Regions from separate parts of the Mus musculus genome. Here region 1 is linked to region 2. The links are chromatin loops, found by intact Hi-C in ENCODE. Cell type or tissue: heart. All regions are shown on one strand. Each heading gives the region's core, and the rest is flanking DNA. Links, peaks and the distances in the headings are about the cores only. Region 1 holds the start of Wtap (Wilms tumour 1-associating protein). Region 2 holds the start of Mrpl18 (mitochondrial ribosomal protein L18).

Region 1 (2,902 bases), core at 235-2,734, 75 kb after region 2:
GGAACGCCAGGGCCAAGAAGTGGGAGTGGGTGGGTGGGGGAGCGTGTGAGGGACTTTTGGGATAGCATTGGAAATGTAAATGAAATTTAAAAAAAGGAAAAAAATGAACTAGAAAAAAACCAAAACAAAAACAAAAAATACAAGTCATAACATAGTGTACAAACACACTCATCTGTTTAAGAGTGAAGAACTAAAGCACTCTTAGAAACCCATCTGCCCAAATCCTTAAAATTCAGTTTCAATCATATCAGAAGCCATCCTGTAGACTGCAACCTCCCCTAACTTGCCCCAGCAGTAGTGAATGAATGAGTGAAACCTAGCCACCTCAAAAATGTCTGTTTTCAATAGTTTCAAATCGTCTACATGTTTACCTATAAGAAAACATGATGCTTGGTTTAAAAGAAAAAAAAGCGTTTAAAAAAAAGGCATTTAAAAAATTTTTAAATTTATTATATGGTAAGTACACTGTAGCTGTCTTCAGATACACCAGAAGAGGGCTTCAGATCTCTTTATGGGTGGTTGTGAGCTACCATGTGGTTGCTGGGATTTGAACTCAGGCCTTTGGAAGAGCAGTCAGTTCTCTTAACCGCTGAACCATCTCTCTCCAGACCGCATTTAAAAATGTTTTATGAATGTTTTGCACGTATATATGTGCATCACGTGCACGCCTGATGCCACCCACTGAGGTCAGAAGTGGGAAGTCAAAATTCCAGAACAAGAGTTAAGGATGGTCAAGAGCCATCATTCCGGTGCTGGAAGAGAAACTGCTGAGCCAACTCTCCAGTCCCAAAGCTCAAACATAAGCTAAAGGGAAAGAAAGGTAGAATTTGTAGTAACTGATCTGTGACTTCCACCTATCTTTCCAAACAATAAAATTAACTAAATGAAAAGGCTAGGGTAGAGCGTGAAAACGATGAAAAAGGCGTAAATAAAACGTAGAGGATTATAACATGCTCCTTGAAGCTTTAACAGGCTCACCGATCTTTACAACCAGCTTACAGTGTATTCTTAGTCCTTTGGGGTCAAATTAACTGACTTCCTCATTCTCAAACCAAGAACTGTGGGCTCGGGGAATTGCTGAACGGCAGAAGGCTGGCCTAGCGTGCATGCACAAGGCCTAGCCGCCCCCCACGCCCATAAAACATGTACACAGAGAGGAAAACTTAGGTCTTGTTCTACCGTGCACCCGCTGTCTTATGCAAAACAATTTTAAATACGGTCAAATCAGCCATACAGAAATCCAAAACTAGACTAGAAGTTCACGAAAAATTCCACTAAGCTGTCAAAAAAAAAAAAAAAAAAGAACTACTCTCACAATGCATGCACTTATGTAAAAATGGAAGTCCACAGGTGAACGTGGTTGCAAAGACAAGCTACTACGTGGTACGGAATTGTTTTTAACAAAAAAAAAACCCAAAAAACAAAACAGAATGCTTCACTTGTGCCATACAGAACTGTGGGTACCTCTGGGTCCCCGGTGACGAACCCTGGAAGGTGGGAGGGGGCGACAGAGGCGGGGAAAGGACCGGCATGGCCAGTCAGCCCCGAGAGGGCGGCCTCCGGCCTCCCCGCCTCCCCGGCCGCGGGAACGCCCGCCCTGTCCCCTGCCGTCAGGGACGGAAGTAGAATGGCCGCGAAGCGGTGCAAGGATCCCCACGGGCAGCAAACCGCTCTGCCTAACGGGAAACCTGCACGGCCGCAGGCCCGGTCGCCCTTCCGGCCCGGAGTGCATTTCCCCGGGTCTAGGGCGGCCGCGCCTCGCTCCCCGGCCCCACAGGCCCTCGTGGCCATTCCCGCTGCGGGCTGCACCTACCTTCCCAGCCCGAGGCTGCGCGGGCGCCGCCAGTCACACAGGCCGAGGCCGCGCCGCCGCCGGCCCCCCCGCGCTCCTCCCGCCGCAGCGCTGGCGAGAACCTTTATTTGCGGGTCTCGCAGCCACAAAATGGCGCTGAGGGAGGAAAGCCGGCCCTGCCGCCGGCCCCGCCCCGCCCGGACTGCGCCCCGCCCCGAGCGCGCCGCGGAGACCCCGCCCGTGGCCCACTCACCCGAGACGCGCCTCTCGGGCGCCTCCTCGGTCACCGCGCCGGGCGCCTCTGGAGAGAAGGGGCGAGGGGCGGCCGGCTCGGCCCCGCTCGGGACCTCGGGGCGCGGAGAGGCAGCGGCACTACGCCGCCGCCGCACGGAGACAGTCCGCGGAAGCCCGCACCGGCCCCGTCGGGGCTCTGCAAGCTCAGCGGGGCTGGGAAGGGAAGCGGCCGGAGAGAAGGGCGGGCCCGCGAGGTCGGAGGTCACCCGCGAGGCATCTCGGGACGACGGCCGCTGCCGGACAAGCTCGGCGGGGCCACCTGCGGCTGCTGCGCGGCCTGGGCGGAGGAATCCGAGCCGACAAGCGCGTGATTGGCTCTTCCAGGCAGTCTCACAGCTCAGGATGCTTCCGCGCATCGTGCCGGAACGGGGAGACAGCGGCTTCATGCTTAAGCGCCCCTCGTTTTAAGTTGGGGGCGGGGGAGGGGGACTTAGAAGCCGTCGCCGTTCTTGGGGCCGCCGGCTTTGCCCCGGGGCGTCTTTGGGTTTGAGTCGAGGAGCCAGGAGGCTGCGCGTGTGGGCAGACTGGAAGCCCCGGGAAGGCAGCCGGGTGAGGGTTCTGGAGTACTCTAGCAAGAACAGCGGTGCTCGGCAGTCTCTTCAGCACTTCCCAGATGGGACAGTCATATTTAGGCTTAGTCGGTTTTATGAGCCCGGTTAATCCCCAGCGTAGGTGCCCTGCCTGAGATCATTTATAAGGATACAGTTACAGTAGAGACCAGATGCCACCACTAGGTAGTTTACATCGCAGGGTCCTTGGAAAACTAAAGAAAATGGAGAAGGACGTGAACAGATGGTTCACAGATCCTTAAAATAT
Region 2 (2,902 bases), core at 85-2,584:
TGTGCCAAGGTCAGAAGAGGGTGTCAGATCCCTGGGAACTGGAATTACAGACCATTGTAAGCTGCCTGGGTCCTCAGTGAACTCAGTAAGTGCTTTAAATGAATACAAATTTTAAAATGTATTTCATAAAATGTTTCTATTAATGAACTTTTAACCTTTATTCCCCCCATTAAAAAATCATTAAGGCTCAAACTTTACCCTAATGTGCACGCTAATAACTAATTCTACTTAGCACTCTATTCTGTAACAGCTTACACACACACACCTTTACTTACTGAACAGGTAGGTACACAGGCCTGTCAGTTCCAGACACTCAATCCCAGCCTCCTAGCCTCCTTTGCTAGAATAGCCTTCATGGCAAATGATTTCGCGGCTTCCTGTCCTTTAGATCTCAGCTTTTTGACATGTCACCTTCAGAGAGGCCTCAGGACATAGCCGCTTATTCTCAAATTACCGTTTAAGTTTTCTTCAAGGCAACTAACTAGTTGCTTGCTCCAAGGTCGCTTTCTACCCACATGTCATCTTCCTGACACATCCCGAGGCTTACCTGGCAGGATCAGTCAGGGGATTGGTGAAATTGGTAAGGTGCTAAGCACAGCTTAGTCAGTCACAAGCCGACTTTAATTACCTGTGCCAGAACTCACGGTTAGGCCACACGGTAGCCCAGCCCCGTTCTTTCCGAGCTACCCCTAAGAGCTCCAGATTCCGAGGGTTCCGGTTGGTGAACTCCGGGGCCACCGCTTCGTTTTCCTTACTCTCCACGTCGGGCTGCACGGCCGGCACGGAACTGGTTGAGAGGGCTGCGAACCCACACTCTAGAAAATGAAAAAGATCACATGCATCTTTCACTTTCCCACATCAGGTACAAAATCGCATTTGCAAATGCACACGTACTGTGCACAGAGCGCAGGCAAGGAGGTGGGGCGAGATTAGTTACCCAGTTTCCTGCAAACTGACAGACATTTCCAGAACCGCGGCCGAAGCGCCATGGCTGACGGGACCTGGGCAAAGTCACACAGTGCCCTATCTTCCTTTGCTCAGGGTCGTCTCGGGGAACAACTAGTCGCAGCCATGTTAACTGTGGGTAAAGCTACAAGGGCCGGCAGTACCTCGGTGTCTCAAGGACCCGGAACTAACAAGCTCCCTGGTGCTGAGTGGCCGAGTGAGCGATCGGTATCCCTGGCTCACCAATCACCGCAGACGTTGAGGCGGAGGGCGGGACACGCTAGCCGTGGCCAAGAGCCTGACTTCCGTTTTCCACTTTCGCGCCTTTCTTCTACTGTCTCTAGTTGACCCAGCGTCCCGCAGCCCCCTACTTCCGGCGTTTTCAGTTTTTCGCCCCGCCCAGCCCTCGTCTGTCAATCCCTACCGCTTTCCCGGCAGACCTTGCGGTTGGTGGAGCGTGGAGAGCGCGCAGGGCGTGTTACCCAGCAGGCCCCGCGGCATCGCTCGGGCCTTTCCACGCCGTGGTCCCCGCCGTGGTGGCCGTTAAACGGTCTCAGAGCGGAGCTATCGGTTGTCTGCGGCCGTAGTGAGCTTTGCTTCGTTTCCTGAAGATGGAGGGTCCTTTGTCCGTGTTCGGGGACCGCAGCACTGGGGAGGCGGTCCGCTCCCAGAATGGTAAGGGCGAGAGAATGGTAAGGGTCCAGCTCGCGGCGGCGCAGGCCGAAGCCCAGCCGCAGTCCGTAGGCCGGGGCTGTCCGCCGGGCCCAGTGAAGTTCCTTCAGGAGAAGCCCAGCCATCCCGGATCCGCCCTCACTAGCGGCCGGCTCGGCGCCATTGCGCCCTACCGTGTAAGGGAAGAATGTTCGAGAATGCACACGGTTGGGGGAGGCGTTCAAGATGGGTGTGGGCGTCCGTGCCCCAATACCTAGTAGAGGAGCTCCAGATAGACTTCTCCGCCACTCCCCTCTGCTCCTTTGTTGGGTTCCAAGCCGGTTGGAGCACCTCTGACATAGCCAGAAAAGAGTAGCTTTCACCGGTTCCATTGGCCCTTGAGAAGATGCTCATAGAATCTAGGTGGCTTTTGCGTTGCTTCCCTTCCCTGGTCTGGTTCTTGGATGCCCAGAATCTGCAGGTGACAGCTGCTCCCCCAGTAAAACGTAACGGAATGCAAACTGAACGTTATTAAGCGATACTTTTAGCTGCCTTTATCGTGGTTAACTTTAATACGAGTAAGCACGTGGTTTGCTGTGGTTGAATTTGTTCTTGAAAGCATTCCCTTGCAGGAACCGTGTTCTGTGTTGTGCTTTTTTTTTTTTTTTAAACAACTCTCTTAGAAATTACTACTACTTTATCCTGGTGAACTATCTAATATTCTTACTAAACTTGCCAGAGTCTGAAGAGAAAGGCTGAACTTAAAGGGTTTTTTCCCCCCTAGTGTAGTAGTAAGGAATGAACTTAAGATTGCTTATAATTTGAGGCATTAAAATCTTTGCAATCGGTGATATACCAATACTAAATAGAAAAAAGAATAGTTAACCTTCACTGGTCCTTAAGTAAGTGATTCCCCCCCCCCCCCACACACACACACACACACACACACAGGGTTTCACTGTATAGCTGTGGCTGTCCTGGAAGCAACTTTGTAGACCAGGCTGGCCTCGAACTCAGAAATCTGCCTGCCTCTGCCTCCCGAGTGCTGGGATTAAAGGCGTGCGCCGCCACACCCGGCTTGATTTTTTTTTTTTTAAATAGTAATTACAGACTTTAGATTTTAGCAAATCATAGGTAGTTGAGTGTCATAGTTTATGTGTTGTTCTAATTAGTTTTCACTGTTCATCTACAGTTATGGCTGCAGCTTCTATTGCCAACATTGTTAAAAGTTCTTTTGGGCCAGTTGGCTTGGATAAAATGTTGGTGGATGATATTGGTGTAAGTATATATCTAATTGCTCTTGCTT

Evidence for each region. Hi-C counts contacts between places; a loop is a spot of excess contacts. Peaks named below come from ENCODE experiments on the same cell type or tissue, not always from the same donor. Only the 100,000 strongest peaks of a DNase experiment are listed, where the experiment ranks them.
Region 1: a loop joins it to region 2, with 6 times the contacts of the local background. A loop is called at or near these places in 15 of 42 quality-filtered maps.

What each region holds. Positions count from the first base shown.
Region 1 is chr17:12,990,264-12,993,165 of GRCm38, forward strand. Wtap (Wilms tumour 1-associating protein) reads right to left here and starts at 1,996. Exons shown (of 8, transcript NM_001113533.1): 1 at 1,814-1,996. In heart, for the core only: CTCF peaks have their summits at 1,542 (motif pointing right) and 2,249; DNase peaks (open chromatin) are centred at 1,618, 2,008 and 2,328; H3K4me3 peaks cover 2,500 bases; H3K27ac peaks cover 1,994 bases.
Region 2 is chr17:12,915,010-12,917,911 of GRCm38, forward strand. It overlaps Mrpl18 (mitochondrial ribosomal protein L18), which reads right to left and starts at 1,082. Exons shown (of 4, transcript NM_026310.3): 1 at 938-1,082; 2 at 629-815. The coding sequence starts at 989. Tcp1 (t-complex protein 1) reads left to right here and starts at 1,320. Exons shown (of 12, transcript NM_013686.4): 1 at 1,320-1,620; 2 at 2,789-2,874. The coding sequence starts at 1,557. In heart, for the core only: no CTCF peak of the experiment used is centred there; a DNase peak (open chromatin) is centred at 1,282; H3K4me3 peaks cover 2,500 bases; H3K27ac peaks cover 2,105 bases.